2 separate regions of the Homo sapiens genome follow, and region 2 is linked to region 1. The links are chromatin contacts, found by Hi-C in ENCODE. All regions are on one chromosome and are shown on one strand. The core of a region is the stretch at or near the end of the contact, and the rest is flanking DNA. Distances in the headings are between cores, read along the strand shown.

What was found. Hi-C counts contacts between places; a loop is a spot of excess contacts on that map. Pooled maps may share reads with other maps.
Region 2: a loop to region 1 is called in a map with no recorded cell type, with 2.5 times the contacts of the local background. The contact joins two enhancer-like sites. A Hi-C loop is called at or near these places in 1 of 168 maps with a recorded cell type or tissue (PC-3), 2 of 37 single-sample maps with no recorded cell type and 3 of 50 pooled maps.

Annotation. Positions count from the first base shown.
Region 1 is chr1:219,658,742-219,663,853 of GRCh38, reverse strand. No RefSeq gene overlaps it. Among named protein-coding and RNA genes, the nearest start is that of ZC3H11B, 48 kb to the right of the region's middle. RefSeq lists enhancers at 2,477-2,526, 2,473-2,767 and a silencer at 2,481-2,680. Within about 2 kb of position 3,038, at least 4 of the 41 ENCODE cell types and tissues checked have a DNase peak (open chromatin) inside an H3K27ac peak, as active enhancers do.
Region 2 is chr1:219,322,742-219,327,853 of GRCh38, reverse strand. It overlaps a transcript of LYPLAL1 not described here. Among named protein-coding and RNA genes, the nearest start is that of LYPLAL1, 150 kb to the right of the region's middle. Within about 2 kb of position 3,018, at least 2 of the 41 ENCODE cell types and tissues checked have a DNase peak (open chromatin) inside an H3K27ac peak, as active enhancers do.

The sequences.
Region 1 (5,112 bases), core at 1,789-4,288:
ATAGCCTAGTAGAGAAGACAGAGGACAAATAATTGTTTTAGAGATTGTAAAACCTGGTGATTTAGTGACAGGCTTGGAATGACATCCTCTGGATCTGAATCTTTTCTCTTGCCATATACTAACTGTGTGCTCTTGAATAAGTTTCCTAATGTCCCTTTATCTCAGAAAGGATAATCAACATCTAAATAAGGGTAAAAACTGTACCCTCTTATAAAGTTATTGTGATAATTAAAAGAATTAATACATGTATGAAGTGTTTCAAACAGTGCCTGGCAAAAAACAGAAGTCTAATAAATGTTAGCTTCTACTGTGATTCCTCAGAATTATGGCGGCAATAAAATAAATGCATTTGCATCAAAATCACCTGGTGATGGGGGAAGCTTAGTAAATGCAGATTCCTGGGCCTCCATCTCAGAGTTTCTAATTTAGTAGGTCTAGGTGGAGCTTGGGCTTCTGCTATTTTAATAAGCACCCGGGTTGGAGGTCTTTTTAAAGGGGTGGTGGCTGGCGAAAAGTTGTGGGTGATGAAGTTAGAAAGTGAAAGTAATTTCTGGAGAGTACCTGAGACCATCTAATTAAAGCATTTCAGTGAATAAATGGGTCAAATTGGTTTCTGATTTCATGTGGACAAAAATGAGGGATGGAGTAGAAGTTCGATCTTGCAGTTTGTCATGGTGGTGATAAGTAGAAACAGTCAATACTGTGCTAGTTAATCATTATGTCATATTCTCTTCTGATAACCAGCACTGAGCATTTCTAGGGAGAATTCAGCTTAGATGCTGGTAGTGGGGATATTTAGACACAGCAATGAGTTAAAAATAAGGATGTGAGCTCTCTCCCTCTTCCTCTTATGAATATCTCCCAAAAAAAGGTAGGCTTTTACCCATCTGAGGTGTTTAGATATTTGGGATATTTTAGATATTTTAGATTTGGATATTTGGATGCTTGGGAGTACTTAGGTAATGCCTCAAAATATCTACTCCATAAAATGAGAAGGGATCTTGGGGAAAAATGTTACTTTCTCTTTCTGTAGCATTAATAAAACTATGGAAATAGTGAGGGAATAGTCAATGGTCTTATAGTACAGATAAATAAATGAATTTCCGGCAGAATACGTGATTTTCTTCCTGCATTGTTTTAGACGAGATCGGGTGCGTTCAGGGTGGTATGGACGTATACCTTGCATTGTTTTAAACCAAGGGGATTTTACAGTGAATTTGAACAAGAAGAAAGTTCCAAGTGAAATCTGGCCATTGCTTTACATTTAATCTTTACATTGCTTTATGGTAGAACAAAACTTTTTGTCAGTTGTATGGTGGATTCTATGATTCACCTGATCCAGCAGGGGAAAGAAGGAGATTCTTTGGGAAACCTTGTTTGGTGACATGCAGTTGTTGGTGAGGTAAAGGGAAGGGACTAAAAAGGTAGTCAGAAATTGATTAGTTGTCAGAGACATTCAAGGGTCACCTTTGTTTTTTCTTTCTTTTTAAAATTGTCATTCTTCAGACATTCTATAGATGCTGTTTATTTATCATGCTATTAGCAGAAACTATGCTGCTCTAAAAAGTTACATAATCAAACCAAATCCTTATCCAATTTCACTGCAGTGGGACTCTGCCCACTGTGTGCTGCTCCATTATTATTGTATCAGCTTTTTAGCAATAATTGACGTCTATCTGATATAAAAATTGATACTTGGCAGAGGAAAAGAAAACCTGTTCTTTTGTGCTTAGGGCAAGTGGATGGTAACTTGCTTAAAACCCGTTTGGGAGTCAAATTGGAATATCTCTCAGCAACATTTCCCCACTTAGGTACAGTAACCGGAAGGTAGCATCCAAAAAATGTAAACCATTGTTGGGCTTCTGGATGTCTCTGAGAGAGCCTGTGTTTAGATTAATGGACGGTCGACTGAATAGGGGGTCATGATGAGTGGCCAGACTCTTTGCAACACAGTAGGCCTATTGTACATCTAACAGCGACTCAATTCAAAGCGATTCATGGCTTGGATGCTTCTGTAAATATACATTAGCCTTTAAGCAAACCAGGAATTATACCAGCTTTTATTTTTTTCTTTAAGAGAAGAAAATAAGAGAAAAAAGAATGAAACAAACACCAGAGAACTTTCTTTTGCAACAATGCCTTCTTTTCCTTTTGACATTGTTTTTTAAAGTTGCGGCAGTCCTGGGTGAATGAATATGGGTTTTTATCCCTTGAAACAGAGGCCTGCTGTCTGATGCAGGCTTCTTTTTCCTGCTTGATTGGCAGGACTTTCTGTCTCACTCCCATTAGAGAAGAAATACTGTTTAGATTTCGACACAAGATATTGCCAGTGGAATAAATAGTGCCATTTTCATGATAAAGTGGATGTTTAAGATTAAGGGTTTATTTAAGCCCACTGGTGAGCGACATTCCACTTGAATTAGGAGACACTCCTACAGGAAACAAATTTTATCAACCTAATTTTGTATTTTCCAAGCTTTTCCTGAGCAGCAGACAGAAGCAAAGATGTCGCCATAACCTTCTGTAGATGTCGCCATAACCTTCTGTTGATAGCGGAAAGCAACACCCAGGAGTAAGCGCTTGCAAGGTTAAGACAAAGAGCTCCCATGTACACGGCAGAGGGCGCTCGAGGACTGGCTGCGAGGAGTAGTTGGAACCGACTTCCCCGCTTCTTTCCTTCTCTTTTAAATGTAGGACAGGAAAAATAAAAGGATCATCAGCCAGAAAACAAAGGGCGCCAGAGAGCCAAATGTATGCAGCTGAAGAACTTGAAAAAAATTCTGGGGACTCAAGAGAGGAACCCATATTCTCATTCTCGTTGTCAGTCATTTTGCAGCTGTCCTGGCCTAGTATCACCTTCTCTTCTCCAGCCACATCCCCCACTTCACACTCCCTCAATTTGGCCCTCCGAGATTTGGTCCCGTTGGCCAGAGCCATAGGCTGCCTTTAGGAAAACCCCTGGCTCGCATGACGTCACCACGCTCATAGGGAGCGAAACTTCCCAAGCACCCCCACGGATGGTGCTAACAAAAGTTAAGCAGCGCCCCACCTCCTGTGTGCAACAGGGGTATCCTCCTCACCCCCTTTTTTTGTAAGGGAGGTGAGGTGGGAGGAGCTGACGTCGGGACACCTGGTTCTCAGCCCAGCGCTGCCCCCAGGGGCCTCCCTTAGTCTTTGTATTCCTGTTCTTCATTTGTAAAATGAGGGAATTGGGCTAAATGGTCTCTAAGCGCTCAGGTTATGCCGTTTGTAAAATTATAAGTGAGAGGTTGAGTCACCCCAAAGCAAGATTTTTAGTGCAAAATTTTGAGGGAATTGAGGCAAAGTGTTTTTTTCCTCTCTTCTTCCTGGAGTGTGAATTACCTGATTAAAAGTCTTGACTATTTCACTTCTATCTCTGTGGTGTATCGATCAAAAAGTTTATTGAACTTTTACCCTATGATCAAAATGGAGACGAGCAGATTAGATTATACCTTAATTAGCAGTTTTCTTTTTGCTAATGGTTTATTTATGAGTTCACAGCAATTTCTTAATATTAAGTTAAAAATATTGCCTGATAAACTGACAGATTACACTTGCATTTTCTCTTTTGTTCTCAGAATAAACGTTAAATATTCTTTTTTGGGGGGGATGTTCTAATTTAATTGGCCCTAATGAGAGCCAGATTGCTCATTAGAATAAAAAGGAAAATGACAATCTGTGTCACGTTTATCATCCTCAGTGATGGGCAAGGTTGTACTAAGGTTTGGAATAAGTAGACAGATGTAGAGACTAAGAGGGGCTCTGATAAACAGAGATATTGAATGTAGATAATAAGCCAATCTTAAAATTAAGCATGTGTTTACATTGTGTTCAAAGACTATGACGCCATTGGGAGACAGAATGTGGGGAGAGTTTAGCAACAGCCCTCTCAGCTGGTGACTTCAGGACAGAAACTTCTCAGTTCTCAGCAGGGGCTCCCTAAACAGCAGGCATAAGTGGATAAGTCAGTTTTGTCAAATATAGGAAAGTATATCATGTTTCAGAAGAAGACCAAAACATTATTTCAATATGAGTAAGAGTTTTCTCTTTTACCTAATAAGTGAAATGCTCACCAGTTTTATTCTGGAATGTCAGTGTGGCCCATTTTCCCTTAAATATTTGTGCCAGCAATTTCATAGTTTCCTTGGGGGCATATTTTAAAATCTATTTATCTCCACAGTGTCTACTTTGCATGGGGCTTTTGCAATAAGAGGTGCTCAAAGGCAGTTGTTGAACTGAATGTTCATATTAATTTTTTCCTCTTTAATGCAACAGAACAGCTACAGAAACAAACAAACCAAAAAAAAAAAAAAAAAAGAAAAGAAAAAAGAAATAGCCCTGCATGAAGTCACAATTTGGCTCATGCTAGGTGCTGAGTCCATTTCCAGCTCTAATGACTGGATACTCACCACCAGCTTTATCTAGGCTGCTGGGAATGAGCTGCACCAGTTGGAAGACACACTACTTATTGTTCAGATCGTTAAGCATGAATGTGCTAAGCATCAAAACTCAGATTTAGTGCAAGCTTAAAGTGGCCATTTCTTAGATCCAGCATTCTGAGTTTCAAAAAAAGAATGTTTTTGTATGTTAATACTAATGCCACTTTCTATTTGAGTCACTTCTGAAAAACAGTTCTGTGCTAGGGCAGTGCAATATATAGTTCTGTGACATTACTTAGTGAGAACCAGCAGCAGTGTGGCAAAGTGCTTAGTTGAATCAGAGCCATACAGAATCATATTTATGCTTACATAGGCGTTGTTGCATTTGGGAGAACGTGTTCACGGGAAAGGGTGGTGATGATGGTGGTGGTGGAATAGTATGTGATGTGGTTAGAAACCCTGTTTTTCCATTCATTGTTTAATCTTTGATTCTTCATCTATAAAATGAGACCTCTTGCCATTGAGTTGTTTGAAGGCTGAGAAAAATATATGTAGAGTCCGTAAACATATTCAAAAGTAGGCATTCAAAAATAAGCTATTTTTGTTATTTAGGTTCTAAAAAGCTCTTTTCTTCCCAACTATATTTCCAAAGAGCTGTCAAATAATGTACTTAGTTTTTGATTAAGACTGATGCTTTCCAGAATTACTGGGA
Region 2 (5,112 bases), core at 1,769-4,268, 340 kb after region 1:
TGAAAGGCACATCTTACATGGTGGCAGGCAAAGAGAGAATGAGAACCAAGTGAAAGGGGTTTCCCCTTATAAAACCATCAGATCTCAAGAGACGTATTTACTACTAAGAGAATAGTATGGGGAAAACTGACCCCATTATTCAATTACCTCCCATGTGGGAATTGTGGGAGCTACAGTTCAAGATGAGATTTCAGTGGGGACACAGCCAAACTATATCACACTATTCCTAGGGAATGATTATAGGGATCATCAACAACAGAATAGTTTCTTTGTTTGGTCCATTTGTCACACTAAGTCAAATAAAATTGCTGATCAGATGAAATCCACTGCCACTACCTCTCGTTCCCCTCCAAGCACCCAGTATCCCATTACTGCCTCCTGATGTTCTGAGCTGCTCCCCCATCTTCATGTGCTTCATTTCTTCAGGACCTCAATTGCCTCGCCATTTCAAATTCTTCTTGTCTTCATTTGCCTAGTCAGTGTTCTTCAACTCACTCTCAGCCTTGCAGACTGCTTGGGCCAGTAGAATACATGAGCAATTAAAGCGAGTTGTGCTGCACCCTCTAACAGCTGGGGGTGGCTAAAGCTTTTCTGCAGCTCTCCACCATAACCCCATTCCACCCAGCCCTGAGGAGGAGAAGCAGTGATGTTGGTGAAGTCAAGGCTGGCTAATGGAGAGCACATCAGTAGAAGGTGTACGATTATGGAAAACTCCTCTGCCTCCTGCTGTTTTTTTGTTTGTTTGTTTTTGTTTTTTGAGACGGGGTCTAGCTCTGTCATGAGGTGGTGTGCAGTGGTGCTATCTTGGCTCACTGCCATCTCCGCCTAATGGGTTCAAGCGATTCCCCCGCCTCAGCCTCCTGAGTAGTTGGGATTACAGGCGTGAGCCACTGCGCCCGGCCCCTGCTGTTGTTTACTGTGCTTTCTTTGCTGGCGACTTCTCAGCATTTTTCTCTTTGGGCTTTGGTTCTCCTTTTACATATTCTGTGCAGATTGTCTATTTTCTTCTTTTTCTTCCCCATAGGCTGATGCAATCCCATGCCGCAACCTGTTTGGTATCCAGAGGAAAACAGACATGGAATGAGAGGCTTAGGGGGAGCAAGAGACACTTTTTCCCCTTGACACTTTTTAAAAGGCTCCTCTTTCTTTAGCTTCTCACTGTCAAATTGATAAGACTTCAGGATTTAAGTTACTAGGGTCCACACTACAGGAAAGGCGCCAAGGAGGCTACTTAATCTAATTTGAATCAAATAGGTAGAAGGAATTTTCTTGTTGATACGGGGCCTTAGGCCACTACCCCGAGTCAAGAATCCCAGAAGGGAATTGGGGATCATGTCCTATATAGTAATAACCTCCACTGGAATTATAATAGACAACAGATACAGAATGAAGATTCAGGGTCCCAGCCATCTTTCCACCTCCTTCCTGGAGGCACAAACTAATATGACATTAAGCCCTGCCAGTATTGCAATTTTCATTCTAACCTTAAGAAAATTCTTGTGGCTGTTTAGAGACCTTTTCATTCAATGCCCCCCCACCCCCCAACCCCCCACCCACCAAAAACAAAAAACCCTCACGAACTAACAAAATGGAAATTTCAGGTTAGTAGGATCAAGATTTGGGAGTCAAAAAGCCTTTAAGGCTGGGCGTGGTGGCTCACCCCTGTAATCCCAATATTTTGAGAGGCCGAGGCAGGCGGGTCACCTGAGGTCAGGAGTTTGAGACCAGCCTGGCTAACATGGTGAAACCCCGCCTCTACTATAAATACAAAAATTAGCAGGGCATAGTGGTGGGTGCCTGTAATCCCAGCTACTCGGGAGGCTGAGGCAGGGAGAATCACTTGAACCCAGGAGGTGGAGGTTGTAGTAAGCTGAGATGAAAATCCTTTAAACCTCCCAAATTGCATCATTTAGGTGATTCCTACTTTACCTACAAATAACACCAATCCTGGATGGACATACCTTTAGGATTGTGTCATTTCTTATATTTCCCCCAAATTCTATAATCCCAAACTTCTTACAGGATTGGTCAGAAGATATGGAAACAATCACCAATGAGAGCCAACACCTCTGCTAAAACTGAGTGGATTAACAATATGTGCTAAGTGGGCTGAGGACATGACTGATTTAATTCACTCAATTAAATCAGAATTCATTCTGTTTCTCACAGGGGAAGGTGAGGTGAGAAGTGAAGTGATGAAGGAAAAAATATGTATGTGGGTGCTTAATTGACTTGTACTCATTTACAAGCTACAACCCATTGTCTTTATTCTTTTCATATGTTTTGAAACTCTTAGAAATTCTCAGAGGAACAAAGTCATATAAGTGTAAAACCATGATGATAGAGTATTGCTATTTCCCACTACTATTAAGTCTACTATAGTGGTCTTCATGAGTCAAGAAAGGGACGGTGCCATTTTTCTTTGCATGGAAATTTTCAAAACATCAGGGAAGGGGTGGTTTAGACAATGTCTCAAAATTTCTTTTTCAGGAGCTACGACTTAACAATGTTGTAGCGAAGGGGAAAGAAGAAGGGGTGGGTATAGGGAGTGAGTGAATCTATATGACAAATCTTGTAGTACAAGTGTTTGTGGTTAACTGAGAAACGCATTATGAGTCAAGCCTTTGGAAAGAGGTGAGTAATTAAAGACAAATGCTATGACATAATCATTTACACGCAGCAGAAAGATTTTAGATTAAATCTGGCCTGACCCACTGCTCGGCAAGTGTTATCATGGATTCTTGAGAGGTATTCATTTATTTACTTTCTAATTTGGCCCATATGTTTTTTTGAAAACAAAGAAGTTTATATTTCCCATAGGAACTAGCCTCAGTCTAGTGATGGTTAAGAAGGTTGGTGTATTTGGGAACACACAGATCTCCTGTGTGCACCATCAAACCCAATGAACAGCATGTCAGCTTGAAAACACCTTATTTGAAAAAAGCCAAGGAGCTTTGCTATAGCACTTTTACTGGAATACATTCTGTATTTAAGGCGGTTACTCTATGCACATTTAGATGACTCAGTGAAACATCAGTTAGAGCAATAACTTGCCACAATAACAAAAATCATATGTACTGACTTTTACTTTGCAACTCTTCAACCTGACCTCAACACACACTCACCAACACACACATACACACACACTATTTGGCTTCATCCTGTATTTCACTCACCATCCATGTCAATCTGATGTCAAGAAACCAGTTTTTGAAGCAAGAGGCAGATTTAGCCTTCTTCCTTCCTTAATCCTAACACTATAATACAAAACATGCTATGTAACTCCAGGAGATGGCTTCATGGTTATCCAATTCCTATTAAATTTTAGCTGCTGCCTTTATTAAATGCAGGAAACACGAGTGCAGAGGGGGAAGGGATAAGAGAGAGGGGCCGAGTCACTACCTTTTGTTCTTTATATTTGGATAGATGTGGAATTGTTAAGGTCAGGCTTTCTGCAGAGTGAAAGGATAGTAAGTACTGTTTGCAGAGCTGACCCAGTTCCTCCAGGCATTTCAGAACATTCTATGAAGGAGCTATACACTCGTCTTTGGAGAAAAGGAGAACTCGTGGTCACACTTATCCCTCCAAAAAGAATGAAGCTTAAAATTCAGGGCCTTTAACCCATAAGTTACAGAGTGAGAATTAAGAATCAGAAACTGGCATCTAGTTTCTTTTCAGGATAATTCTTTCCTAGTAACAACCATCTGGTCACATTCTGTTTTCTTGTAGGGTAAAGAATAAATGCACACTGCAGGAAAAAGGGGCCTTACAGTGGGTAAGAAAGAACCACCATTTGGGAACAGTACCAGAGAGAAACGCACATTTAGACTGGGTAGTGAAGAGAGCATCGGCTTACTAGTCAGTTACCATGTTCCTGGGAGCTTTGATGATCTGCCAAAACATGACAGATGTTCAGAAAGGTAAGGAGACTCAAGTCACTGCCTTTTAATTATTACTATATGGGTGGTTATGGGTGTGTGTTTTAGTATATATGCATGTGTGTGTATATTTCTTTCTCAGTGTTGATAGTATATTTCCATAAATATTGTTATACTGGGGAGATTAAAGCAACTGCAGGAATCCACTGTACTTTTTTCTAAGGTTTTTATTATTGTTTTTGCCTTTGCCCTCTTCCCTTCTAAACTGCCTCGGTTATTATTCAGGCTTATACTATACATTGTTGAACAAATGCCAGCTCTATGGAAACCACAGTTCTCCCTGTCCATGGGTCACTTTGGTACATGTTTCATTTGGAGCAGCCGTAACAGAGCCCAGCTTCAAAGGAGAGAGCTCACAACAGACGTGGGCAGGAATTTCATTATGCCACATGTGACAGGCAGGCTGCTCTGCCCATTTCAGCAATCAACAACCTTGTGGGGCACAGACAGATGAGAAGGGATACCCTACTGCTTCCCTATTTGGCTCAGCCCCTTCCTCCCTAACCTCTTTCAAACTCACCTAATGAAGGCCACATAATGAGACTTCCCTGAGAAACCAGGACTATTGACAGGAAGTCTTTACAAGGGTCTGAATCCACCCACCTCTCATTTTTCTTCCTCTTCATGAGGTCTTTTTTTCCTAGTTCATGTTAGTTTATATTTTCAGTATACTTTCAATTCCATAACTGACCTAACCTTTCCATGTGGTTGCACCTGCAGCTTTTGAAATGTGCATATGGTGACTTTTCCCCAAATGTCGCTGCATCTCAGGGAAGGGCAATTAGTTCCCATGGTTGTCCCGCTGTTTATACATTTAACAGTTCAGTTAGGTCTTGAATTGTTTAGCTAAATAGTTGTGCTTGCTTATAGAAATTAATGAACAAAACAAGGACTGGATTTCACAAGTATCTTTGAACTTCAAGTCTTGCATTTCACACCAGGAAGCCAATTTCCCACAGAACTTTCCTATTTCAACATGTAGAAACAAAGGGAAAAGCATCGCTTAAACAAACTGGCATTTAGAATCCAGCCTTAAAATCTAAAACTGAAACTAACTTAAGATTTTCTAATTTCCCTTTACTGCAGTATTTAAGCATTCAATTTTTACTTTGAACACACATTGATGCTCATGAAAGAACAGGAACAACAGAGGACTGAAAAACTGGGACAGAAA